Linked DNA regions of Mus musculus: region 1 is linked to region 2. The links are chromatin loops, found by intact Hi-C in ENCODE. Cell type or tissue: heart. All regions are shown on one strand.

Region 1 (8,000 bases), 48 kb after region 2:
ATGAATTCAGTCTCTGGTCAGTGGCGGGTGGCTTTTATTATCACCTTAGGCTCTCAGATGGAGAGACGGGTGTTGGGAAATTATATCTCTCAATCAAGGTTTGTTGGCATGGGAGACTATTCCTAGGGAGCTAGCCACAACTTTCTGTGGGATCAATGTCACCCAACACCGTATTCCACATTTCCAAAGCTTATTCCCAAACTTTCCCTGTGTTCCCTCCTTGGGTAAACTTTAAATTGTGGCAGTTATACCTTTTATAACCTGCCCTGGCACATGAAATCAAAGATTCTTACCGGTTTTATTTCACAATAAACTTTTCCAACTTGTATTTTCTTATTATATAGTTTCAACTCACAAACGGTTCGGCTGGCCTGTATTTGTAGCCAGAAGCTGGCTACTGGCCCCAAATGCATTTTCTTCGGATCACAGTGCTAACACTAGCAAATTAAAAAACAATTAAATTAAAATTTTCTCAATGGTGCTTCATAGTTTCTATAAGAATTTTTCAGTCAGACACTGTAACCCCCGGGGTGCCCAGATAAGGAAAGTGACTCACAGAAACAGATCAGGAAAGTGGGGCTATGGGACAAGAAGCCAAGACCAAGTCTTTAGGTCTCAGGTACAGAATGTCTTGTGGTCATGGGAGGAAGTCATTGGGCGATGAATTGTCTCTGCTCTCTGTTTACCGCATTGCCATTAACATTAGCAGCACAGAACCTCAGTACAACCTAACCACAAGGAAAATCTGTAGGCTTGACAGAGGGAGCATTTCCTAAGCCTTGTAAAGAAATTCTAGAACTTCTACCTAAAAACAGGACATTTGTTATAGACACAAGATGAACTGCAATGTGATCTTGACATGAGGACCCAAGACAGGAGGAACACTTCATAGATATCATTTATTCAGATAAAATGTACATGATCTGGGGCCAGAGGATCACCTACTCTCTAAAAGATCATGTATTCGCAGAGGCTGGGTAAATAATATAATAATATATTGGCCAATGTGCTTAATCTATTTTTCAAACCACCTCTGTCTCTACTAATTTTTTGGCAAGCTTCATCAATTGCTGAGAAGAGTCAAAATCTCCAGCTTCAATTATGGACTTATCCATTTCTCCTTTTATTCTTGTCCATGTTTGCTTTGTATACTCTGAAGCTCTGCTCTTAGAAACTACTTATTCACCACTTTCTCTTCCTGACACTTTATCTTACTGATAAAGCCTCATTATCTTACTGAAATATCTTTATCTCTATCTGAAACCTATGCTGTATCACACTAAAACCTCTTAATGATCTACCTTTTAATGCTCAGTGCTTACATGGCCTATTCTTTATCCCCTTCAATTGTTGTTGCTATTGGTGTTTTTTCTTTAAGCACAGTCTAATGTAGCCCAGGCTTGGCTCCATTGCTATATAGCTGAGTCTGGTCCTCAACTGATTCTCCTGCCTCCATTTCCCGTGTGCCACTCTGTCTGGCCTTACCCTGTTACAGTCAACCACTCTGGATCAATACATCTAAATCCCTGTTCCTATTCAGCATCTTGTGAAATTCATTCGTTTGAGTCAGAGATTAGAAGTATGGGTCTCTGAGTAAATCAGCAAGGGGACATTTCTAACCTAAAATGTCAAGGTCAGGTGCAGAGCCCAATAGGAGTGGTCAGGACCTTGACCCATGTTAAAAATCTCATCACTGTGGGATTGGAGAGATGGCTTGGTGGTTAACAGCCTTTGCTGCTCCTCCAGAGGACCTGAGTTCAGCACTCACATTAGATATCTCCCAGAACCATGTTAGGCAGCTCACAAATGCCAGTAACTCTAGCTCTGGAGAATCTTATACCTTTTTCTGTCTTTTTAAGGATGTATATACATGTTGTATATATTTGGTACACACACACACACACACACACACACACACACACACACACACACACACACACACACACGATCTTAATAAACTCTCATCTCCCGAGCTTTCCATTTCCTCCCTAGATTGTTTCTGAGTCTTCTCACTTTAATCAGCATCTTTTTTTTCTTATCCAGAAGCCAACACTAGTCTTTGACCTTGTCATCTTCATTCATAACCTTTAGTATTTTTTTGTCTGACACTCCTGTCTTTCCTCTCTCCAACCTAAAGACAAAAGCAGGGCTGGTGAAATGGTTCAGCAGGTAAGGACACCTGCTGACAACCACCGGTCCACCAAGCTGGACAGCTGAGGGTGATCCCTGGGGCCCATGTAAGTGGAAGAAGAGAACAGACTCCTGCATGGTGTCCTCTGACCACCAGATTCCTGCTGTGGCATATGCATGTGCTGACGTATGCACAAACAGGAACTGTCTTCAGACACATCTGATCCCAATACAGATGGTTGTGAGCTACTGTGTGAGTGCTGGGACTTGAACTCTGGACTTCTGGAATCCTCTCCTGTATATTTCTTGGAATAGCCTACATTCTTGTGTTCCTTTTACCTCCTTCAAATCCCTCTGTAAAACTTCCTTTTCTTGGCCTTCAAATTTTCCCCTGCTCCTCAGCCACATCAGCAGGAGGCGGTGATGGCTCGCCACTCACTCAGTGCTTTGCTTATGTCTAAATCAGACAGTCAACGCCTCGAGGCTGAGGCTTCGTTCTCCCAGGTCCACACTTTGCAAAATGCCATCTGCGCTTACCACACTGTATAAATAATAAATAATCAAAGGAAAGAATCAGTAAACGGGTGCCAGATTGCTGATTAGCGCAAGCACTCAACACATTCAGAGTCGCTGCCGCCACCTCCGCCCGCCGCCGCTGAGACAAAACTGGTTTCTCCAGGAAAAACAGAGCAGTGCAAAAGAGCCTTGGATGAGATCCTTGGTCACAGTTCAATTTGGATGAGGTGGAGGACAAACTGTGGATGGAAGGGCTCCCAAGGGCAGCTTTCCTTCCTGTCTTTTAAAGGAATTTTCACGAGGACCAAAAGCTCTCACTGCTTCTTCTTCTGTACCCTGGCCCAGTGCCAGACAGGAAGGAGGCATGTCACGGACTTATCTCTTAATCTATGCCGCTAAACATAAAGAAGGAACTTGTAGTTCATCTCAGTGTCTAGCTTTGGAATTAGTATTTGAGGTAGACTCCTTCCCCTATCTTTTACTTTATTTTCTATTTATAGTGTTTTGCCTGCATGTATGCCTGCATATTTTCTCTCTCTCTCTCTCTCTCTCTCTCTCTCTCTCTCTCTCTCTCTCTCTCTCTGCGTGTGTGTGTGTGTGTGTGTGTGTGTGTGTGTGTGTGTGTTACATCTGCAAGCCAGAGAAAAGCTTAGAATACCTTTGAAGTGGAGTTCTAGATGGTTGTGAGCCACCATGTGAGTGCTAGGAATCCAGCCCTCGTCCTCTGGCAAAGCCAGTGATATCAACCATTGAATCATTTCTCTACCTCCTAGACTCTCTCACTCTTGACTAACTCTGAGACATTTCTAATCACCTGAGAAACTAAACCTTTATAGTAAACCACATTAGGTATTAATAATTTAGTACTCAAAATAATAGTGAATTTTGTGTGATGTTTTTGCTTAACAAGACAGATGGATAGCTATAACACACAATGCATACTTTTATTATGTGTAGTAAAAGTGTTATTTGTTATAGGGCATGAGTCAAGAAGATAGGTTAGGGACATGACTTGCAATCTATATCGCTTGCTGCATTCTGGGTACTTCCTCAAGATGCTGAGCCATTTCTTCCTTTAGGGTTCTGAATCTGTGAACTACTCAAGTCTGGGAAATTGGTTGAATGGCCACATATCTCTATTGCCCAGATTCCTCTCAGTTTGGTTGAACAAACCTGGAGCTCTTCTGAATTTACAAGTTGAGATTCCAGTAGACTGTCTATCTCTTAAGCTTTTGGCCCACTGCAGTGGTGACTAAGAAAGCCACCAAAATGAACTACCCGGCAATAGTAGATTCTTACACCCCCACCATTATGCCTTGGTCCTATTGCCCATGACTGAGACTATATCCCCTTTGGTTTTGGTGATTAATTCTGCCTCTTGGATTCTGCCACTCCAAGATCTAGTTGTTCTCATTGAATTCATAAGGAATTAACACTTGCTCTGCCTCACTCTGGAATTTTTTGGATCAGTTAGATGGCACATAAGAAGAGGTGTTTCATAAAGGCACCTCTTCAGGCATGTTTTTCTTATAGACTAGGTAACATGACTGTCCTCTGAATCCTCTTGGGGGTCAATCTAGGAGGGAACAGGATTACATGGTAACTCTGCATTTAGCTTTCATGAAACCTTCATATACCTTCCTCTTAAGTACTCTAAAATTATGGAGAACTCTAAAGAGCTTTTATTTGGGTGATATCTATAATTACCTTATATGTTTTTAAAAATTTAAAGCTTAGAACTTCAATAAACAGTCCATTGATACGATACCAAAACATAGTAACAGTTTTTGAAAGGTAAATTACAATGTGAAATGGATACTATATTGATTCTTTCTTTATTTTGTTGAAATCCATTTGTTAATCCTGAACTTTGAAAGCTGTTTTTATTGATTTGTAACATTTGTAACATATTTGTAACATTATATGGTGGTCACTTGCAAAATACTAGTTCACTGAGTTATGAAATTCATCGTTATTCATCTGAATTCCTGACTTCTTTCAGCGTTAAAAAACGACGAATTTCATTCAAGGTTAAACGTCACATTTGCTAGTATCAGAAATTATTACGATGTCAAAGCTTATGATGGTGGATACGTGTTTTCCAAATCTCATTTTCAGTCTGCTCTTCCAGGGGACACAGGTTCAATTTCCAGGTCCCATATGGAAGCCCAACCATCTGTCTTTCCAGTTCTAGGGGTTCTGACGCCCTCTTCTGGCCTCTGAGGGTATTGGGCACACACATGGGTACAGGCATACATGCAGGCAAAACACCTATACACATGAAAAAGAAAAAAAAAAAAACAATAACAGTGGTGACAAGATGTGCTTCCAATATCAAAGCCATGCCAGCACCCTAGTTGCTCAGGCATATAGTTTGATGCCAGCAACACTCTCTGAATGCTATACCTGTACAAGCCCGCCCAGCTCTCTGTCTTACATCCTGTTCCATCACCTTCAGTACACATTCTTGTACATTTTCAAAGCTTTCTGTCTATAAAAATGGGCACATTTGTGAGATCCTTTTTATATGCATGTACCAACTCTGTATGTTAGTCTCTGATCCAACAGCAACTTGAGTCGTGTGATGGTTTTAAAATCAACCAAGAAACATTTTTTTGTTTTTGAGAACCAAAGTGAACATGCAATTAAACAACAGAAGAGCAAGTCATGAAGCAGGACTGGAGAATGAGAATGCATACTTTCCCTATTTGTGACCTTGTCTTTCCAATCCTGAAGGAATGTAGGAAATCTTTCTAACCCACGGGGGTTAGAGTTGTTTCCTCGTTAAACGGGCTCTCAATGCAGAAGAATACAGAGAAACATCTGCATGGCTGCCAAGGTCACATCTTCCTCTGTCAGTATTAAGATTGCATTATAAATCACCGAGGTGGCTAATCATCCAGCAAACCTGGTTTGGATATAGCTCTTGGGTTGGGGGGCATCCCTGAGTTTAACTGGGGAAGGAAGACATTCCTTGACGGTGGGTAGTAGAATCCCATGGACTAGGGCTCTCATTGAGTGAAAGGGAAGAGGGAGAAATGCAGGTGAATACTGAGCACTCACCTCTGCTTGACTACAGATGCAATGTGATCAATCACCTGCTTCCTGCTCCCACCGCCATGCCTTGCTACTGTAAAGGACTTAATCCCATAAAACCAGGAGCCAAAACCAAACCAAACCAGAAAAAAACAAACAAACAAAAAACAAAAAAAAAAAAAGATTTTTTTCTTTAAATTGCTTCCACCAGATATTTTGTTGCAGCAACAAGAAAAGGGACTAAACTAATGCAATCACTAAAAGTAAAATCCTGAAGTCAGGCTGGAGGACACATTCAAATTCTACTATCAAATAGAATGCGGTTTTTGTTTTTTGAGCAATTCCTTAATTTTGTGGGGTTTCAGTTTCTTAGTAAGTTGAGAAGCAAGAGGGAATTCAGGTTCAGTCAATACTATACTGATTTTAAAACTAAAATTTTGGGCTGTGCATGGTCACACACCCCTTTGATCCCAGCACTAGGGAGGCAGAGGCAGGAGGATCTCTGAGTTCGAGGCCAGCCTGGTCTACACAGATGACTCCAGGACAGTCAGGGCTGCACAAAGCGAGACCTTGTCTCACAAAACCACCCAGCAGAGCCGTGAGGCTCTGAAGAAGGAGCTGCTGTCCAGGGATGGAGTGAGTGGTTCCAGGCTAGCTGTATAGGAAATGTTTTCAGTGTTGATTTCTTCTAGGTCTCTATGGTTCCTGTCATTTTTTTCCAAGTATGGGAAAAGCGCCATCTGGACATATCTATTCATGATGAACTGGCCCATGAAATCTGTTTTATAACTAGTAGACGCAAAGTAAGATCTTGAGACTTGACCTGGAATGATACAGCCTCCTCTCCCACTGACTAGTCCCTCCAAAAGGCCCCTTTCAAGGAAATGCCTGCCATTCTGTTGTCAAGGAAAGGCCTTGTTGACCAGGTAGACTTGCGATTCCCCAGTGACTGCTGTAGCAATCATAGCTGCAATCAGACAGGCAATGGGACAATGAACTATACATTCCAGCCCTGCCTCCGGGGACCAGCATGGAGTTGTTCTCTCACCACGGCTTTATTTACTTTGGCTTAATGAGAATCTCTCATCTTAAAACATAATGTGAGTTTAATGTTGATGACAAGGGTTGGGTGGCCTGTATGAAACCGAGTCGTCTAAGTCCCTGAGAAGACACAGCTGGTGCAGCCTCAGTACAAGTTTCTTTTCTCAGTGTGAGAGGTGCAACCCTGTCATGGAGGGAACAGCTCCAGAGGGGCCTGTTTGGTCTCAGGGACTCATTCCAACTCTGACACCTCCGACTAGGCTGCCCCTTTATACGAGGCAGAATAAAACGACTCTCACAGAGACCGGGGCTCAGGATGACATCAACATTTTTTTCCATCTGGAAGGAATTGAAATCACCAGTTAATTTCTTTGGTAGTCTCCTGGGGAGGAAAGGTTGTGAGTGAAATATCAGAGCTTGGAACTCAATTTAGGACAAATAGCACTTTCCCCTCAATGCACGCTAGATGGGAGAGGGGGATTAATCAGCTTCAATTCTTCCCTGCTTCCTGTCTCTGTAATTACCCTGGAGGAATGGTCAGGATCAAGAAAAACACAGCATGTGCCACAGTGTAGGGGAAATGGGCGAGACACTGGCCCAGTCACACTGGCGGTATAGCTTTGGAACTATCTTATGTTTTGGAAGTAAGGGGTGGTGTTGCCTAATCTTCCAGACCTTTCCATCTCCGACAGCCAGACTTCTGTGTCAGGACCTTTTCTCATTTCCTTTGCCTCTCCCGAGAAAGTGAACAGGGAGATGGGGTGGCCCCAGCTGGTGTGAAGGGGCATGACGACCACAGAGAGCTAGATGAGGCACAAATGATAGTTTTTCTTCTCTTTGCTCAAGTCCTGATCTCAGTCTTCTCATGACACCAAGCGGCTTTGCTTGCTTCCAGAGTCTGGCCTTGAGCCAAGGTGTTGTCCCTCTTTCCATCCTGTCTTCCTTCTCCCTTCTTCTCCCTTCTTTTCTTCTTCTTCTTCTTCTTCTTCTTTTCTTCTTCTTCTTCTTCTTCTTCTTCTTCTTCTTCTTCTTCTTCTTCTTCTTCTTCTTCTTCTTCTTCTTCTTTTCTTCTTCTTCTTCTTCTTCTTTTTCAAAAACAGTATTTCTCTCTGTAGCCCTGGTTGTCCTAAAATTTGCCCTGTAGACCAGGCTGGCATCGGACTCACAGAGATCCCCCTGTTATTGCTTTCAGAGTGCTGGGATTAGAGGTGTGCACCACCACCGCAGCTGGCCCTTTGTCCTGTCTTACATTGTTCATTACATTCCTTCTAAGCCCA
Region 2 (8,000 bases):
CATGTAGGAGAGCCAGCCCTGTCCTGCGCCTCACCTGGGCAAAGCAGGAGAGCTGGCCCTGGTGGTGTGGATACAGGAGAGCTGGTGGGCTGACCAACTCAGCTAGCACCCAGGCCCAGACCCAGGGCTTTGAGTTGGCCCACCCTACATGTACCCCATCTATGAACTGCTGGAGCATGTGGTATGAAGGGGCTGGTCCTGCAGAACTAAAGCTGCAGGCTCTCCATGACACAGGGCAACAACAGGACAACTGAGAGGAGTCCTGGTGAGGATCTAGCATTGAGAGTGTGGCAAAAGCCAGAGGCCTTGAACCAGATCTGTTTAGACAAAAGGGTATACTGCGTGACACACCATGACACACTGAAGCCTCCACTATGAAATTGTTTGTTTTGTTTTGCTTTTTGTTTTGTTTTGTTTTCTTTGGGGGGTGGGGGGGGTTGCAAGAGCAGAGGGTAGATATGGAGAAATGGGGAGATGAGCGGAACTGGGGTGCATGGTGTGAAATTCACAAAGAATCAATTTTTAAAAAAAGTTTAAAAAGTATATTTGGGGGCTGGAGAGATGTTTCAGCGCTTAAGAGTGCTGGTCGTACTTCCAGAGGACCTAGGTTAGACTCCCAGCCCCCACATGGAAGCGTACCATTGTTTGTAACTCCAGTTCCAGAAGATCTGACTTCCTTTTTTGGTCCTTGAAGGCATTGTTTGCACATGATGCACATACACACGTGCAGGTAAAAACACCTACATACATAAAGTAATAAATCAATAAGTCTTTAAAAATATTTTTGAAGATAGATACTATATAAAGTTATATTTTTAAAAGAAATTCAAGAGAATTAAAACAAACAATCAGCCTGATGCTTATCTATGTTTCTGGTCATGGGAAGACTTTAGGAGAAGTAATGTTGGGGAACCAGAAAGACCATGCAGATAGATGCAGCTGCTGATAGAACATGTTGGGTGGCAGACCCATACTTCACAAACTTACACTGTTTTGCTCTGTCAATAGATCTAAGGAGAAAAGGCATGCAAGCATCATCAGAGATATTAAAAAGTAATCCCCATTTATTCAACAAATGCTACATACAATCGACAAACTCACTGGAAACCAAGGGACTAGCTGCAATCGCTGCATTTCTTTCTACCGCTTTGGTTCTGGCCAACACATTTAAAGAAAGAAAGAGTTTAGAGGTTGTATTAGTCAGTGAAGGCTAAGAAAGAAAAAAAAAGCCCTAAACAGAGCAACATCATCAATAGCTATATAAGTGCAGGCTGCATAAAATAATAACTCCAGACAAAGTGCTTTCATCAACAACTGTGTATTACCTCACAGTCTTATAGTCTTGGAGCCTTAGGTCTAGTAGGGTTGATAAGTCCTCTTATTGGTTCTTAGATATTGCCTTCCCATGATGTATGAATCTCTTCTTATAAGGGTGCTAATCCTATCGGATCTGCCCCTTTGGCTTCATTTAACCTTAATTACTTTCTTAGAGACACAGTTACACTGGGGATTAGGGATTCACCATGAATTTTGATGGGGTACAAACGTTCGGTCAATAACAGATATACAAAATGGAGAGAAATTTATATTTAGAAAAAATCTTATTAGAATATTTAAATTTATATGAGAACTAATGACAAATTGAAAGGTGTCAAAATAAAAATGAAACACAATGAAAATCATTAAAGATGTAGGGAGTGTGAAACCACAGCATCACAACACAACATCAGTAGCATCAGAATAAGAAACACATCCAGGAGTAAATCTAAATTCAAATTTTAAAAAATCATTATTATTGAGTCACATGATGACTAACCTGGTCTCATTTTTCAAGGTTCTGTCCTTCTAGGATTCCTTACTCCTTTCCTTTCCCAAAATCTCTCAATACTGAACAGAAGTTTATATACCTAATTTAAAAACCAAAAACTACTCGTGGTTGTTATTTCATGATATGAAAGACTGAATCATTTATATAATTCTAAAAATCAGGTATGAACTACTTTTTCAATTATCTAACTTCATCCTTAAATAAGTATACACATTCATTAGATTTAATACAGTAAACACTTTCTGGTTTAGCCCCACAGATAGCTGACGAATAGAAAGAAGTGTGGGCAATCTGTAGGTTGCAGAGTGAGGAGTTTTTCATATCATGGCTTTGGAAACTGATTTTCTTGGCATATGAGCTTCAGGTCAAATTGTCCTGTTACCCCAGGCTTCCAAATTATTCTGTGAAAATTAAAACTTTGAATATTTTTCTTTGCAATCTATGGGTTTTCTTGTCAATGGAAGGAATTAACAAAGGTTTGGTGTATTCCTTTAGAAACAGTTTTCCTTCAACACAGGAGTGTTCAGATTGCTCTATCTTTGCTAAAATGAGAGGTTGAGTTCCACTCATTAAGCAATGCCAAGAGCTTATATTATAAGCATAGTTTATTTCACCTAGCTGGCCTTCCTTTCACCACACGCCTAATTTGTGGAACTATACATAATTTTCCTGCACATATACATATAATACATAGAACTATGTGTGGTATAGGACTATGCTTACAATTTTTTTCAACCCAAAATGGCAAACTTAAAGAGCTTCCAATTTTAGAGAACAAAACACAATAGGCAGCTTAGTTTCTTTAAAAAAAAAAAAAAAAGTGTAGCTGGTCCTTGGTGATTCAGGCCTGTTTCCTTGCTGCATGGGACACTAAGGCAGGAGGATCACAAGTTCAAGGCCAGCTTCAACTACTTTATAAAGTCAAGGCTGTCCTGGGTAACCTTAGTGAGAACCTTTCTCAGCATAAGGGAGTTCTGTGCATACAGAACTCGACTGTAGAACTGGGGGAGAGGGAGTGGGAGTGGGGATGGGGCATTTGTTTCTGTCTATAGCATCCTGGTTTTAAAAACCTCTATCCACAGAACAAGAATAGAACAAAGTTAAGTTTACGTTGAGACTTGACTGAGTTTTGTAGGCTGCCATCTCTACAATCTGCCTTAGGAACTAATCCAAGTTTGATGTTTTGGGAGACCTAATTACCTCTATTGCCACCTACTGGTACACTTATCCATGTCTGCATGAATTCAGCTAATAGTTTTCTTGCCTCTAAGGAAACAAAGCTTCAATAAGAAGAGAAATGAGCTGCCAAAGAGGCTTCGCCTATGTGGCTGCGTCTGCTTAGTTTCCACATGGGGCGACTAGTCAGGAGGGGAAACTCTGAGGGGCCAGACCCTGTCCCTTAGTGAGTCCCTAGCATAGAAGTAAAAGCTGCAGCTTGCTGTGTAGACCCCACAGGGTTCTCTGAACAGTCTCCTGGTTAACAGGTTATCTCCTGGAGCTCATTTAAATATGGATTATCCCCCACCCCCAGTGTAGCAAAAAACTAGTTTTTAAAAACACTGAACAATTTTGAGTGTTGATTTTTTTTTCAAGTCAAACATTTTTTTAAATTTATTTTTGTTGCAGTATTGCTAAGTTCTGTTTTTCTAGGAATTTTCCCATTGATAACGAATTTGCAAATTAACAAGTGTGCAGTAATGTCTTTATAATCTTTTTTAAAATAGGAATTTACTTTAAAAATGTTTAATAGTTTATTTATTTTTATTTCATGTGCATTGGCATTTTGCCTGCATGTATAAGTATGTCTGTGTGAGGGTGTCAGACCTGGAGTTACACACAGTTGTGGGCTGCCTTGAGGGTTCTGAGAACCAAGCACAGGTCCTTTGGGAAAGAAGCCAGTGGTCTCCAACCCCAGGTTCCTTTTTGTGTGCTAAATTCTGAAATGTAATAGCTCTTTCTTTAATCGAAGCACTTTGATATTTGTAGTTGTTTCTTTGTTTTTCTTTTGTAGAACATGATTTTAATATTTCAACTGTTGATATTCAACAAACAGAATAGTTATTTTAAGATATATTTCATTGTTATGTCTCCCTCTTCATTTCTGATTTATTAATTTGGATACTGTCTCTGTGCCCGCTAGTTAGTCTGGCTAAGGGTTTATCTATCTTGTTGATTTTCTCAAAGAACCAGCTCCTGGTTTTGTTGAATCTTTGTATGGTTCTTTTTGTTTCTATTTGGTTTGATTATTTCTTGCCGTCTACTCCTCTTGGGTGCATTTGCTTCTTTTTGTTCTAGAGCTTTCAGGTGTGCTGTCACACTGGTAGTGTAAGCTCTCTTCAGTTTCTTTTTGGAGGCACTTAGAGCTGTGAGTTTTCCTCCTACCACTGCTTTCAGTGTCCCATAAGTTTTGGTATGATGTGTCTTCATTTTCATTAAATTCTAAGACGCCTTTAATTTCTTTATTTCTTCCTTGACCAAGTCATCACTGAGTAGAGCATTGTTCCGCTTCCATGTATATGTGTGCTTTCCATTGTTTTTGTTGGTATTTAAGACCAGCTTTAGTCTGTGGTGATCTGATAAGGTGCATGAGATTATTTCAATCTTCTTGTATCTGTTGAGGCCTGTTTTGTGACCAATTATATGTTAATTTTGGAGAAGTTACTGTGAGGTGCTGAGAAGAAGGTATATTCTTTTGCTTTTGGATGAAATGTTCTATAAATATCTGTTAGATCCATTTGGCTCATACTTATGTTAGTTTCACTCTGTCTCTGTTTAGTTTCTGTTTCCATGATCTGTCCATTGCTGAGAGTGGGGTGCTGAAGTCTCCCACAATTATTGTGTGGGGTGCAATGTGTGCTTTGGGCTTTAGTAAAGTTTCTTTTATGAATGTTGGTGCCCTTGCATTTGGAGGATATATGTTCAGAATTGAGAGTTCTTCTTGGTACATTTTTCCTTTGACCAGTATGAAGTGTCCTTCCTTATCTTTTTTTGATATCTTTTGGTTGAAAGGTGATTTTATTTGATATTAGAATGGCTACTCCAGCTTGTTTCTTGGGATCATTTGCTTGGAAAATTGATTTCCAACCTTTTACTCTGAGGTAGTGTCTGTCTTTGTCACTGAGCAAAATGCTGGGTCCTGTTTACATATCCAGTCTGTTAGTCTATGTCTTTTTTGGGGGGAATTGAGTCCATTGATGTTAAGAGATATTTAGGAAAAAGTGATTGTTACTTCCTGGTATTTTGTTGTTAGAGTTGGGATTCTGTTCTTGTGGCTGTCTTCTTTTGAGTTTGTTGAAAGATTACTTTCTTCCTTTTTCTAGGGTGTAGTTTCCTTCCTTGTGTTGGTGTTTTCCATCTATTATCTTTTGTAGGGCTGGATTTATGGAAAGATATTGTGTAAATTTGGTTTTGTCTTGGAATATCTTGGTTTCTCCTTCTATGGTAATTAAGAATTTTGCTGTGTATAGCAGCCTGGGCTGGCATTTGTGTTCTCTTAGGGTCTGTATGACATCTGCCCAGGATCTTCTAGCTTTTACAGTCTCTGGTGAGAAGTCTGGTATAATTCTGATAGGCCTGCCTTTATATGTTACTTGACCTTTTTTCCTTATTGCTTTTAACATTCTTTCTTTGTTTAGTGCATTTGGTGTTTTGATTATTATGTGATGGGAGGAATTTCTTTTCTGGTCCAGTCTATTTGGAGTTCTGTAGGCTTCTTGAATGTTCATGGGCATCTCTTTCTTTAGGTTTGGGAAGTTTACTTCTATAATTTTGTTGTAGATATTTACTGGCCCTTTAAGTTTGGAATCTTTGATCTCTTCTACACCTATTATCCTTAGGTTTGGTCTTCTCATTGTGTCCAGGATTTCCTGGATGTTTTGGGTTAGGAGCTTCTTGCTTTTTGCATTTTCTTTGACTGTTGTGTCAATGTTTTCTATGGTATCTTCTGCACCTGAGATTCCCTCTTCTATCTCTTGAATTCTGTTGGTGATGCTTGCATCTATGACTCCTGAGCTCTTGCCTAGGTTTTCTATCTCCAGGGTTGTCTCACTTTGTGATTTCTTTATTGTTTCTATTTCCGTTTTTAGATCTCGGATGGTTTTGTTCATTTCCTTCACCTGTTTGATTGTGTTCTCCTGTAATTCTTTAAGGGATTTTTGTGTTTCCTCTTTTCTGGCTTCTAACTGTTTACTTGTGCTCTCCTGTATTTCTTTAAGGGAGTAATTTATGTCCTTCTTAAAGTCCTCTATCACCATCATGAGAAGTGATTTTAGATCTGAATATTGCTTTTCCATTGTGATGATGTATCCAGGACTTGCTATGGTGGGAGAATTGGGTTCTGATTATGCCAAGTAACCTTGGTTTCTGTTGCTTCTGTTCTCATGCTTGCCTCCTGCCATCTGACTATCTCTAGTGCTACGTGCCCTCACTATATCTGACTGGAGCCTGTCCTTCCTGTGATCCTGGTTGTGTCAGAACACCTTCAAGTTCAGCTGTTTCTGTGATTCTATGATTCTGAGATCCTGTGATCCTAAGATTCTGGGTGTGTTAGAGCTCCTGGGAGTCAAGCTGCCTCTGGGACCCTGAGATCCTGGTGTGATTAAGCTCCTGTGATCCTGTGGACCTGAGCGTGTTAGAGCACCTGAGAGTGGAGTTTTTCTGGGTGTTGTGGGATTGGCTGCAGAGATGGCGCCCAGGTCTGCACAGGGCATCGGCTCAGACTGGAACCTGTGCTACTCTCAGGTGGAGTTCCTGGGTCTCACTGGTCCCAGTTACTTCCAGTGTTGGAGCAGCTGTTGTGGACACAACACCTCTGATCCTATAATCCAGAGTATTGATTTTTAAAAATATTAATCAAAGTGAAGGGTTTCCAAATGAACATAGTAGTCTCTCTCTCTCTCTCTCTCTCTCTCTCTCTCTCTCTCTCTCTCTCTCTCTCTCCTCAGTTATTTCATCTGTGGCCTCTCTGTTGTTCCATCCCTCACATAATTCACTCTCCAGTCTTTCTTACACCTATAGCTCCTACTCCATTTTTTTTTTTTTTTTACATGTTGATGCAACTCTTGCAGGTGGTAGTGCTAATGTGAGCACTGGTTCTCTTCCTGGTAGCCTTTATCATATCTTTATCATGACCCACAGTGATTTTCAAACTGTGGGTCATGACCCCCTTCAGGGTTGAACGTCACTTTCACAGGGGTCACCTAAGACCATTAGAAAAACACAAGCTATTTATATTATGACTCATAGAGGTAGCAAAATTATAGTTTTGAAAGAGATAATTTTATGGTTGAGGGTCACCACAACACGAGGAACTGTATTAATATGGTTGCAGCATTAGGAAAGTTGAGAGCCACGGATCTAAGGAATTCTTAATACAAGCCTACTTCATTCTACTTGGTTCTTGATGGTTTTGCATGTGAAATACTTGTCGCTAAACATATCCACTATCTAAAAGTGTGGGTAATTTGAATAATTAGGAGATTTTTATGTATGTGTATTTCTCTGTCATGAGTATGTTTATACATATTTATATATACATGTGAATGGAGGAAGGGGGACTTTTTTCAGAAATCTTAGCAGGTCTCAGAATATAGCATATTTCTCCCTGTGCTCTCAGCAAAGGCTTGTCAGATAATTTAATAAAGCATGAAAAGTATAAGATGGTATATTTAAGCTTTTGCCCATGGTTACCTATGTATTTTGATACTTGACACCCACTTAGCCACACATCTTACATAAATACACAGATCAAGGAGTCCCTTGGGCTGCCTTCTCAGATGCAAGCTTTGAGTGTAGTCTGTACATCAGCTTGGCTGGGCTGTAGGAAAAATAAGCAGGCGCTCCCAGCCAGAGGAAGTCATTTGCAGCTCCTCCCACACTTACTGGTGGAATCTCCTTATTTAAAACAAACAGAGCTGGAAGCTGCAACTTCAGTGGCTGGCTATTAGCAAGTTCAGTTGTCAAAACACAGACCTGGTCTTTAAACATATAAAATAGGAAAGCCCAAAGCCAACTCCTGACCATTAGTGTAGCTGGTGCCTCCTTTGACACATCTTTAGGACCCATGAGGGCCACGAGCTCTGAACACCTATAAGCTATGTTTAGAGTTTACTTGACCCCTCAGAAAGGCTCCCCCCTCTCCTTTCTCTCCCTTCCTAACTTCCAGCATGAGTTC

What was found. A loop is a pair of places that touch in the nucleus more often than their neighbours do. Peaks named below come from ENCODE experiments on the same cell type or tissue, not always from the same donor. Only the 100,000 strongest peaks of a DNase experiment are listed, where the experiment ranks them.
Region 1: it touches region 2 in a loop (2.2-fold over the local background); 5 of 42 quality-filtered maps call a loop at or near these places.

What each region holds. Positions count from the first base shown.
Region 1 is chr16:44,689,042-44,697,041 of GRCm38, forward strand. No RefSeq gene overlaps it. Among named protein-coding and RNA genes, the nearest start is that of Gm30445, 28 kb to the right of the region's middle. In heart, a CTCF peak has its summit at 4,860 (motif pointing left); DNase peaks (open chromatin) are centred at 2,910, 6,910 and 7,380; H3K4me3 peaks cover 555 bases; H3K27ac peaks cover 1,158 bases.
Region 2 is chr16:44,641,081-44,649,080 of GRCm38, forward strand. No RefSeq gene overlaps it. Among named protein-coding and RNA genes, the nearest start is that of Gm30311, 15 kb to the right of the region's middle. In heart, a CTCF peak has its summit at 3,050 (motif pointing left); a DNase peak (open chromatin) is centred at 7,671; H3K27ac peaks cover 625 bases.